Regions from separate parts of the Homo sapiens genome. Here region 2 is linked to region 1. Evidence: chromatin contacts called from ENCODE Hi-C or POLR2A ChIA-PET data. All regions are on one chromosome and are shown on one strand. Each heading gives the region's core, a stretch centred on a gene start or an enhancer-like site at or near the end of the contact. The rest is flanking DNA. Distances are from core to core; before and after follow the strand shown. Region 1 has its middle 34 kb from the start of PDGFA. Region 2 overlaps PRKAR1B (protein kinase cAMP-dependent type I regulatory subunit beta).

The links. Hi-C counts contacts between places; a loop is a spot of excess contacts on that map. ChIA-PET counts read pairs that join two places held with the same protein, here RNA polymerase II (POLR2A).
Region 2: a map of endothelial cell of hepatic sinusoid shows a loop between it and region 1 (10-fold over the local background). The contact joins two enhancer-like sites. A Hi-C loop is called at or near these places in 1 of 168 maps with a recorded cell type or tissue (endothelial cell of hepatic sinusoid). POLR2A ChIA-PET finds 5 or more read pairs at or near these places in 2 of 52 experiments (H1 and activated T-cell).

What each region holds. Positions count from the first base shown.
Region 1 is chr7:483,042-489,143 of GRCh38, reverse strand. No RefSeq gene overlaps it. Among named protein-coding and RNA genes, the nearest start is that of PDGFA, 34 kb to the left of the region's middle. Within about 2 kb of position 3,488, at least 2 of the 41 ENCODE cell types and tissues checked have a DNase peak (open chromatin) inside an H3K27ac peak, as active enhancers do.
Region 2 is chr7:660,825-666,759 of GRCh38, reverse strand. All of the region lies in intron 4 of PRKAR1B (protein kinase cAMP-dependent type I regulatory subunit beta), which reads left to right. Among named protein-coding and RNA genes, the nearest start is that of PRKAR1B-AS1, 61 kb to the right of the region's middle. Within about 2 kb of position 1,266, at least 12 of the 41 ENCODE cell types and tissues checked have a DNase peak (open chromatin) inside an H3K27ac peak, as active enhancers do.

The DNA.
Region 1 (6,102 bases), core at 2,239-4,738:
AACCACCTTTGCATTCCTGGAATAAATCCCACTTGGTCATGGAGCACAGTCATTATTTTTGTATGTTGCTGGATTTGGCTTTTTAATATTTTATTTATTTAATATTTTTATTTATTGAAATTTTGTGTGTCTATACATGAGGGATAGTAGTCTGTAGTTTTCTTGTGATGTCTTTGTGTGGTTTTGGTGACAGGTTATGACTGGCTTCACAGAATGAGTTCTTTCCTCTTCTATTTTTTCAAAGAGTTTGGGAAGCATTTGTGTTAATTCCTTTTTAAATATTTGGTAGCATTCACCAGTGAAGCCATCTGGTCCTGGGCTTTTCTTTGTAGGAAGTTTTTTGATTACTAATTCAATCTCTTTGCTTACTATAAGTCTTCATATTTCTTCGGGCCTCTTTTTCTTGAGTCAGTTTGTGATTCTAGGAATTTGTTCATTTCATCTAGGTTATCTAATTTCTTGGCACACAATGTTCACAGCATTCCTTTATTATTTTTATTTCTGTAAGGCTGATACTAATGTTCCCTCTTTTCATTCCTGAGTTTAGTAATTTGATTATTCTGTCTACTTCTTGGTCAGTGTAGCTAAAGTTTTGTCTATTTTATTTTTTTCAAGAACCAACTTTTGGTTTTGTTAATATTCTCTATTGTTTTTCTACTCTTTATTTTTAAAATTTATTTCCCCCGTAATTTTTTTTTTTTTGAGACAGAGTCTTGCTATGTTGCCCAGGCTGGTCTTGAACTGGGCTCACGTGATCCTCCTGCCTCAGCCTTTCAAGTAGCTCTCTAATCTTTGTTATTTCATTTTTCTGCTTGTTTTGGGTTTGGTTTGGTTTTTTTTTCCATTTTTTAAAAGATGGAAGATTAAGTTATTGATTTGACGTCTTTTCTTTTTTATTTTAAAAAATTAGGAGTTTCTAGCTATAAATGTCCCTCTAAGCACTGTTTTAAGCTGCATCCCATAAGCTTTGGTAAGTTGAGTTTTCTTTCATCTCAAAGTATTTTCTGGTTTTCGCTGGGATGTCTTCTTTGACTTATTGGTTATGTAGGAGTGTGTTGTTTAATTTCCACATATTTGTGAATTTCATAAATTTTCATCTATTAATGATTTCTAATTTTATTTCATTATGGTCAGAGAACATACTTGGTATGATTTTCATTATTTTGAATTTATTGAGACTTCTTTTATGGCCAAACATATGGTCTATCCTGGAGAATGTTTCACGTGCACTTGAAAAGAATGTGTGTTTCTGGATGGGCGCAGTGGCTCACACCTGTAATCCCAGCACTTTGGGAGGCCAAGGCAGGCGGATCACTTGAGTCAGGAGTTTGAAACCAGCCTGGCCAACATGGTGAAACCCTGTCTCTACTAAAAATACAAAAATTAGCCGGGCATGGTTGGGCATGCCTGTAATCTCAGCTACTCAGGAGGCTGAGGCACGAGAATCGCTTGAACCCGGGAGGTGGAGGCTGCAGTGAGCTGAGATTGCACCACTGCACTCCAGCCTGGGTGACAGAGCGAGACTCCATCTCCAAAAGAAAAAGAATGTGTATACCTTTATGGTTGAATGGAGTGTTCTGTAGATGCACATAAGATCGAGTTGGTGTATGATGTTGTCCAGGTCTTCTACTTGCTGGTTGATCTTTGGTCTAGTTGTTCAATTTCAATTTGTTTTTGTATATCGTCCTTAGATCCTGCAACCTTGCTAAATTCACTTATTAGTTTTAGTAGAATTCTTTTGAAATTCCTTTGAGTTTTCTACATACATGATCATGTTATCTGGAAATAAGAACTGTTGTATTTCTTCTTTTGCATTCTGTATGCCTTTTATTTCTTTTTCTTGCCTTGTTGTACTGGCTGGGACCTCCAGAACAAATAGAAGTGACAATAGAATGGGCAATCTTGCTTTATTCCTGTTATTAGCTAGAAAGCAATGAGCCTTTCAACATTGAGTAAGATGTTAGCTGTAGCTGTTTTGTAGATGCCTTTAATGAAGTTGAGGAGGTTTGCTTCTCCTATTAGTTTTCTGAGAGGGTTTTTTGTTTTTCTTAAATCATGAAAAGTTGTTGAATTGTGTCCATTTTTTTTGCATCTATTGCATTTCATTGTATGGTTTCTGCATCTGTTAAAATTACCATGTGATTTTTTTTTACATAATTCTATTATTGTGAATTACATTGATTAGTTTTTCAAATGCTACATTAACCTTGCATTCCTGAGATTAACCCACCTTGGTCATTAAATACGTTTCTTTTTATATTGATTCTACTTGTTAATCATTTGTTAAGGATTTTTGTGTCCATGCTTAAGTGGGAAATTGTTCTGTAGTCCTCTTTTCCTGTGGTGTCTTTGGTTTTGAATCAGGGTTTTTGGAGAGTCACAGAAAGTTACAGCCACACAGAGACAAACACATAGACACAAAAACACATGGAGCACCACACACATTCACGTACAGGCACACACATTCACATACAGGTTCACACATTCACACACAGGCTCATGCATTCACACGCATTCACATGCAGGCACACTCACTCACGTGCAGGTCCACACACAGGGACACACATTCACACACAGGCTCACGCATTCTCACGTAGGCACACGCATTCACATGCAGGCTCACACATTCACACACAGGCTCATGGAGTCACACGCACACACATGCTCACACAGGCATACACAGTCACACGCAGGCTCACGCAGGCACACGCAGGCTCATGCAGGCACATGCAGGCTCACATATTCACATGCCTCACACACAAGCGCGCCTCACACACAAGCACATGCATTCACACACAGGCATACACATTCACATGCAGGCTCACATAGGCTCACACGGGCACACACATTCACACACAGGCACGCACACATTCACACACAAGCTCACACACAGGCTCATATAGACACCCTCGAGGATGCTTCAGTCCGACGCGGAGTCAGGAGAGCTCGGACTCACTGAGGACCCTGCTATGGTCTGCAGCTGTGTTCATTTATCAGCTGGGACAGTGTGGGGTGCTCCTTGGACGCTGTCTGTTTCTCCCGCTCTGAGAAGAGCCCTGCCCCGGTTACGAATCCTTCATGACCGTGATTTCTGCCGCTTCCCGGGAGTCATCAGGGTACAGGGATCCCGCCTCCTGACAGTGCCCTTCTGCGGCCCTGTCCCTGTTCTGTGGACGAGGACACAGCCATCCAGGGGTGGAGCCGTGCATTCCAGGGCCCTTATCCTGTTCAGCCACCCCTCCCTCCCACAGCGTCCCCTCCCTGCCCCACCTGGCATTGGCCCCAACCCCCAGCGCCCTTCTTGGTGGCGGGTGTGGACTGCACAAGCTTGTGGCGATGGAAAGCTGGGCTGGGGCCAGACTTGGTGAGAGGCCACGAGAGCTGGCACTGAGGGGCCCTCGCAGTGGGATGCCCTGCCAGGCTTCTGGGGCCATGTCCCTCCTGTGGCTGTCCAAGCCCCACAGATGGCGATGCAGTGTGTACGTCCTGCAGCTCCTCGTGGCCTGGCGAGTCACAGCCTGTCCTGTGTTGATTTTGCTGCTCAGCAAGGGATGTGGGCAGATAGTGTCACAGTTATTTATCAGGAGGCAGAGAACCCCTGGCAGAAGTGGGTCTTGGGGAGGCTAGACTCACTAGAGCCCCAGCCTGGGAGCTGTGGCTTGCTGGCCTGCAACCGTGGACCCCAGCCCCTGGGGGCCCTGGAAGCCTGTTTCTCCATGATCAAGGGCCGTTTTTTGCGAGTGTTTGCAAGGGAGGAAGGGCTTCCTGCAGGATCTTCCCGTGTGATGTCTCTATGGGCTTTCTCCTGGGACAGGGACCCATCAAAGGTGGGAAGGGAGGGTGGTGCTGTCCGGGGAGGTAGGTGAGGGGACCACAGTCTGAGGTCCAAACTGCAAAGGGTTCACCCCGTAGCCTCCTCCCTCCTTCATTCCCTCCTTTCTTTTGTTCTCTCCCTCCTCACCTCTCCATTCGTTTTTTTGGAGCTACTGGGGCTGGAGCCGCCTCCTGGGATTGTGGCAGCCTTGGAAGATGGGTCCTCCAGTGAGAGCCTCGGGGCTGGGAGGAGAGGCCCAGGGTGCCGCAGTCCCAGTCCCAGGGTCATGGGGGGCCCTCGAGCGCGGGGGACCCTGGGGCCTCTGTGCAAGGGATGGCTCTGGGGCCCTGTGCTGATGGAGGACTCTGTGTTTACCTAATGAGGGGGTGCATGGGGGTTGGCAAACAGCCCTTGACTGCTGGCGGAGGCTGTCGGCTTGGGTGGCTTCCAGAGGCCCCTCAGCCCTGCATACCTTCCTCCCGGGCTCCAGTCCCGCCTCCCCCACCTTCTCGAACACAGACCTGCAGCGACCCTGAACAAAAGGAAATCCCTAAAGCTAATGTCCATGGGGGCTGGTGGGAAGTGAGCAAGAGTGGGGGTGGGGTCAGGGCCCTCGGAAGCAGGGGTCATGCGGGAGTGGGAGTGTCCCCCTGCCTGCCCCAAGCCCAAGGGGAAATACCTGAGTGAGCCCTGGCCCGTAGGAGGCGTGTGAGGAATGTTCCAAAAATCCTAGGCTGAGTGAATGAGGCCCTCACCCAGGCAGGGTCTAGGGCCAGGGACAGAAAGGCTTGTCTGAGGACACACTGGGAGCCAGCCCGTCTTTGGGTGACCCCAGACGTCACCCCAACCTGGATTTCCAAACCAGGTCCCCCAAGGCTCTGGCCCTGAGCAGGTGGAGGAGGGGAGGGGCAGGCAGACACAGTGTCGGCTTGGGGGAACGGGGTTGGGGGTACGGCAGAGGGACGGTCCCACATCTAGAGGCCAAATTCAGGACAGCCTAAAAAACACCCTCCGGAAAAGGCAGCCCAAATCATCTCATGTGCTTCTGAAATTCTTGCATTTTCCCCCTCAAAATCTGTCCTAGTTATGCTTGAGATCTCCTGACCCCAGAATACTTTTATTTATGACAGAAAATTCATCTCCATGGCAACGCCTTAGGAAGCTGCAGCCTCAAGATTATAACTTCCCAAGCAATGAAGACAATAAATGGATTTTTCACAAAACGGCTAAGAGCGACTCTGGCAAGAACCGGCCCCTCTCTGCAGTCTGGGGAGGGGGGGTTGGAGTTGAGAGGGGTGAGGGGACAGAAGGAGTCCCTAGGGCTGAAGTAAAGCCCACCAATGTGGTGGGTCTGAGGGAGGAAGCTTCACATTGTCTGTGTTCCGGCTTTTAAAGAGCAGCGCACTTAACCCCTTCGTCAAATCAAACATGACCCTGGGTTGCCCTAGAGGCCCTGAGCGAGCATCACCACATCAGGCCTGGCAGGCGCCTGCACACTGCAGTGTCTGAGCCCCTCAGCCACCTCCAAAGCACACATTTGTGCCTTGTCTTCACTGTCTGAGAAACAGGCATGGAGGATGAAGGAGGTCTCCTTGTCCCAGGGAACCACAGGAGCCTCTCTCTGGCAGCCTTTAGGGATCCAAGGCTGGAAACCCCTTTGCAAATAGCTTGGAGCAGCTTTCCAGGCTCAGCCCAAATTCCACAGTGAGGGGGCAAGTACTGGCCAGTTCCAGCAGAGATACTTCCTCAAATCAGATGGTGCGCATTGCAGGGGCCTCAGTTGGACATCAAGGTGGAGCCATCCCCCTGGTCCTAGTTCCTGTCATCCATCCATCCACTCATCCATCCATCCATCCATCCATCCATCCATCCATCCACTCATCCATCCATCCATCCATCCATCCATCCATCCATTTTTTAACCCATACCCGCGTATTTCACCGCCAGTCTTCCCATCCCACCCATGTTGTGCAGCCCCTTTGTCCATGATACCGAGGCTGTCCCTTTATCCCCGCCCGCCCAATATCCCACGGGTGGGGGGGCCAAGGACTGGCCCAGGTCCCCGCCAAAGTTCTTCCTCAAAATCAGGATGGACCCATTGGCAGGGGCCTCAGTTGGATATCAAGGTGGAGCCATCCCCCTGGTACTAGATCCTCTCATCCACCCATCCACTTATCCATCTATCTATCTCTCTATCTATCCATCCATCCAACTATCCGTCCATCCATCCATCCAGTCATGTGTCCAACCATCCATCCATCTTCTATCCATCCATCGAACTATCCACC
Region 2 (5,935 bases), core at 17-2,516, 180 kb before region 1:
ATTCTCTGCTCCACCCTGGGCCTGAGTTGGTGAATAGGCCGCTCCGGGCCTCCCAGCACCCACAGTCAGCAGGAAGATCCCTAGGAGGCCACCTTGTCCCCACCTCACTGTACTGAACAGAGCTCTGAGACCCAGTGAGAGGGGGCCTTGGCCTGTTGCACTGACCCACACAGCAATTGTCCAGCTGGGGCTGGAGTGGGGTGTCCTTATCCCCTGGGACGGCACCTGCACAGCCCCTCTGCAGAGTTGAGTAGCTCCCAGGGCAGGCCCCAGGGTGGTGGTAGGTGCAGCCTTCTCACCTTGTGTCAGCTATTGGAGCGAAGCAGATTCCGCATCCTACCTGGGGTGCCCGGGGCAGTTACGCCTCGGCCAGGGACCTCAGCAGCCTCAGGAAGCAGCCCCGCGTGCTCCGGAGCTCTCTGATGTGCCAGGACCATGAAGGCTGTCCCTGGAGCGTGTGTCCCAGGGAAGCAGCCCCGCATGTTCCGGAGCTCTCTGATGTGCCAGGACCATGAAGGCTGTCCCTGGAGCGTGTGTCCCAGGCCTTGGGGAGTGAGGTGGAGGCCCTTGGGTTCTATCCCGGTCCCTTCCCGGCTTTCCCTGATTAGGGCGCCTGTAGGGGGAGCATCGCTGAGCTCCTGGGAGCCGAGAAACGTGATAATTGGGTGGCACCGTGCGTGTTTGTGTTGTGCGTTGGGCCTCCGGCGGGGACCTCATTACTGGAGCTGCCAGACGGGCACAGGCGAGGGCACCTCACCCTTGAGGCGGCCTTCCTGGCAGTGGCTCCAGCTCTCTGCTGCTTTAATTAAAACAGGCCTCTGGCTTGAGCAGCACCGCTGGCCTGCGCAGCTGTCTGTTATCTGTCGCTGTTTCTCTTCCTCCCACCCGCGTATCTCTGCAGTCTGTTTTTCCACAAACTGGCTCGGATCCTCAGGTGATGGGAAAAACAAGCCCTTCTGCCGAATTCACGGGCAGCTGAAGGGAGCTGTCTCCTGGCTTCTCTGAGCCTTCACGGCCCCCTCTCCCCATTCTGGCTTGGGCTTTGGGACTTTCTGCTTCCCTTTCGGGCAACATTAAAAAAACAAAATTAGCATTTTGGAAAATGCAGGGCCTCATCCGAGGAGATGCTTAATGGCTTGAACATGCAAAGAATTTGATTTCCATTTGCAGAAAGCCCAGCTGGATCTCAGCAGAGGAGACCTTGAGGTTAGCAAATCAGGGGCCACGTGAGCCCGGGAGGCTTTAGAAGCTGAATTCAACGGAGGCTGAAGCCTGGGGTTTGAAGCTTGCATCAGATGATGTATGCAATGGCCAGTCCCTGGGCCATGGGCCTCGGGCATGTTGTCTTTCTAGAGCTCCCCCGTGGCCCCCGAGGCTGCCGTTTGGCAGGGGAGGCAGAGAGAGGTTAAGCAGGCTGCGTCGGGCCACCCAGCTTGGAGTAGAAGCTGGGACTTTGACCTGGCTGGGATGTGGCTGCTTGGGGCTGACTTGCCCACCGTGAATGCACACACAGCTCATTAACCTGCCGGGAAAAGACAACAACCTTTTTAAGAGAACAGTCATTTTCCACACGCCTAGCGTTTTCCAGCTAATAACAAGTCTCGTGGCCTGCGCCTGGAGCTGCGGGGCAGTTGCAGCTCTCCGTGGAGCCTGTTTCAAAGGGTCTCCAGGGCTGGCGCTATCTAATACCACAGTGACAACAAGCCCTCTTGCTTTGTCTGATTTGTGAGTGGAGAGAAGAACCTCAGGTCTTTCTTACCACTTCCCCCAGGTGATCGTGGCCTGCGTGGATCTTGCCTGTGGTCCTGGCTGTTTGGTGCCCTGAGATTTTTGTTTTTGTTTTTTTGAGACACAGTCTTGCTCCGTTGCTCAGGCTGGAGTGTAGTGGCACGATCTTGGCTCACTGCAGCCTCGACTTCCTGGGCTCAAGTGATCCTCCTGCCTCAGCCTCCCGACTAGCTGGGGCCACAGGCGTGCACCACCACACCCAGCTATTTTTTTTTTTTAGTTTTTGTAGAGACAGAGTCTCGCTGTGTTGCCCAGGCTGGACTTGAGCCTCCTGGGCTCAAGCGATCCTCTGGCCTCAGCCTCCCATAGTGTTGGGATTGCAGGCATGAGCCACCACACCCAGCAGCTGCTGTAACATTTTGAAACTTGTGGAATTTGGTGGTGTGTGGTCTCCGGTACCACATCTTCTGACCCCTAGCCAGTTCACGTTTTGTTGTCACTGACAAGCCCCTGCAGACCTGGGGGCTGAGATGCTGCACGTGGCCTCTGCCTCCAGCACCCAGTATGTGGATGGGGACCCGAGGCCCAGAGAAGGTGCAGGAAGGCCCACTGCCCCGGGCAGGGAATGGGGCTGTCCTTCAGATGGAGGGTGCCAGGGCAGAGGCTGTGTTCATGCAGGCCTGAGGCTAAGCCCTGGTGCAGCACTGGCCACTGTGCTGTGTCGGGGACCACATAGCGACCAGAAGGAGGGATGCACCAGCTTTCACATTCCGACGGACGCCATGGGTCCTGGCATGGCTCCATTCTTGAGCCCTGGTCACTAAAAATAGCCCCGTCGCCTGCCAGCGGGTGTGAGGAATTCACCAGCTGGCTGGGGATGGGGGTCTGTGGAGAGAGGCCAGGCGAAGGGAAGGTTGCGTGGGGAGGGCCCTCCATGGAGGGGAATGTAACCGTCGAGCTGGTCCTGGCCCTATGGGGCTCCTTGTAATACAAAGCATCTTGTCAGCAATTTGGTGACCCTGTTCCCACTTGTCGGGGGGGACCCTGAGGCTCAGAGACAGCGGGGGGCTTGCCCAGGTCACACGGTTTCCGTGGGAAAGATCAGCCCTCCTGAGACCAGGCCCTGCACGCCCACCTGTCTGCTCCCTGCAGAATGAGGAAGCCACTCCGATTCGGGAGGCAGTTGTAACTCACGCTCCCTGAGTTCTGCTTGGGGTCAGGTGTGTGGCTGAGAGCTGTGAGTGTGCTGTCTCGCTGTCCTGATGGCAGCCCTGAGGGCACGTGGTAACACTGTCCCCAAGTTCCAGGTGAGGATCTGACACACGGAGAGCTGTGGCCACCTGCTTCGGGCCACCGCTGCTGCCCAGACCACCACATGCACCCTGGTTTGACCACGGTCTGTGTAGGGCCAGGACCCTGGGACACAGCCGTCCCCTCCCCTCCTGACCGAGAGCCTTTTCTTTTCTAGTAGGGACCAGTATTTTAAAAGTGAATGGGCCGGGCACGGTGGCTCACGCCTGTAATCCCAGCACTTTGGGAGGCTGAGGCAGGGGGATTGCTTGAGCCCAGGAGTTTGAGACCAGCCTGGGCAGCATAGCAAGACCCCATCTCTACCCTCCTCCTAAAAATTAAAAAATTAGCTGGGCATGGTGGCATGCACCTGTAGTTGCAGCTACTCAGGAAGCTGAGGTGGGAGGATTGCTTGAGGCTGGGAGGTTGAAGCTACGGTGAGCTGTGATTGCACCACTCCTCTCTCCAGCCTGGGTGACAGGGCAAGACCCTGTCTCAAAAAGAAAAATAAGTAAAAATAAACACACATCAATAAAAAGTGGATTATTGTCTGGTTGTCTCATGGGTGTGATAGTTGCTGCTGGACCACTGAGGAAGTGACTGATTCTTCCCGCGGGTGGGCCCTTGTTCATCAGACCTAGTGAAACTTCAGCCACATCCACAAGGGATTTTCCAGGCAAAGAAGAGGGGGGACTAAGTTCCTGAGTGTCTTGGGGCCTCTTTCAGGACTCTGTCCTGTCTGTTCATTGAACACTCTTAGATCTTTTCTGGGTTTCAGTCTGTTTGAAAGCATCAGAAAATGTTAGGAAGGAAGAGGGTGATGAACAGGGTGGTGCTTCTGGAAGGCCCCTGCTGTGGCCGCTCCGAGGGTGAGAGCCTGGGCCCCAGGTGGTGGGGGGAGCTTTGGAGGCTGGGGCCCAGGACTCAGCATTGCTTGGAGGGTGTCCCAGGAGACTTGCTCAGACTCTGCTGTGGGTGCCCGTGGGACTGGAGGGGAGCTCAGGCATGGGGAGAGTAGGTATTTGGATCTGTTGGGGTGGGGACCTGTGCCACTGAGGGGAGAGTAGGTATTTGGATCTGTTGGAGTGGGGACCTGTGGCATGGCGGGGAGAGTAGGTGTTTGGATCTGTTGGGGTGGGGACTTGTGCTATGGGGGGGAGAGTAGGTAATTGCATCTGTTGGGGTGGGGACCTGTGCCACTGGGTGGAGAGTAGGTATTTGGATCTGTTGGGGTGGGGACCTGTGGCATGGGGGGGAGAGTAGGTATTTGGACCCGTTGGGGTGGGGAACTTGTGGCACTGGGGGGAGAGTAGGTATTTGGACCCGTTGGGATGGGGACCTGTGCCATGGAGGGAAGAGTAGGTATTTGGACCCGTTGGGGTGGGGACCTGTGCCATGGGGGGGAGAGTAGGTATTTGGACCTGTTGGAGTAGGGACCTGTGCCTTGCGGGGGAGAGTAGGTATTTGGACCCGTTGGGGTGGGGGACCTGTGCCATGTGGGGGAGAGTAGGTATTTGGACCCGTTGGGGTGGGGACCTGTGCCATGGGGGGGAGAGTAGGTATTTGGATCTGTTGGGGTGTGGACCTGTGCCATGGAGGGAAAGAGTAAGTATTTGGACCCACTGGGGTGGGGACCTGTGCCATGGGGGGGAGAGTAGGTATTTGGACCCGTTGGGGTGGGGACCTGTGCCATGGGGGGGAGAGTAGGTATTTGGATCCGTTGGGGTGGGGACCTGTGCCATGTGGGGGAGAGTAGGTATTTGGACCCGTTGGGGTGGGGACCTGTGCCATGGAGGGGAAGAGTAGGTATTTGGACCCGTTGGGGTGGGGACCTGTGCCATGGGGGGGAGAGTAGGTATTTGGACCTGTTGGAGTAGGGACCTGTGCCTTGCGGGGGAGAGTAGGTATTTGGACCCGTTGGGGTGGGGACCTGTGCCATGGGGGGGAGAGTAGGTATTTGGACCTGTTGGAGTAGGGACCTGTGCCTTGCGGGGGAGAGTAGGTATTTGGATCCGTTGGGGTGGGGACCTGTGCCATGGGGGGGAGAGTAGGTATTTGCATCTGTTGGGGTGGGGACCTGTGCCATGGGGGGGAGAGTAGGTATTTGGACCCGTTGGGGTGGGGACCTGTGCCATGGGGGGGAGAGTAGGTATTTGGACCCGTTGGGGTGGGGACCTGTGCCATGGGGGGGAGAGTAGGTATTTGGATCTGTTGGGGTGGGGACCTGTGCCATGGAGGGGAAGAGTAAGTATTTGGACCCGTTGTGGTGGGGAACTGTGCCATGGGGGGGAGAGTAGGTATTTGGACCCGTTGGGGTGGGGACCTGTGCCATGGTGGGGGGAGAGTAGGTATTTGGATCTGTTGGGGTGGGGACCTGTGCCATGGTGGGGAGAGTAGGTATTTGGACCCGTTGGCGTGGGGACCTGTGCCATGGGGGGGAGAGTAGGTATTTGGATCCGTTGGGGTGGGGACCTGTGCCATGGGGGGGAGAGTAGGTATTTGGACCCGTTGGGGTGGGGACCTGTGCCATGGAGGGAAAGAGTAAGTATTTGGACCCGTTGGGGTGGGGACCTGTGCCATGGGGGGCAGAGTAGGTATTTGGACCCGTTGGGGTGGGGACCTGTCCCATGGGGGGGAGAGTAGGTATTTGGACCCGTTGGGGTGGGGACCTGTGCCATGGGGGGGAGAGTAGGTATTTGGATCCGTTGGGGTGGGGACCTGTGCCATGGGGGGGAGAGTAGGTATTTGGATCTGTTGGGGTGGGGACCTGTGCCATGGAGGGGAAGAGTAAGTATTTGGACCCGTTGGGTTGGGGACCTGTGCCATGGGGGGAGAGTAGGTATTTGGACCCGTTGGAGTAGGGACCTGTGCCATGGGGGGCAGAGTAGGTATTTGGATCTGTTGGGTTGGGGACCTG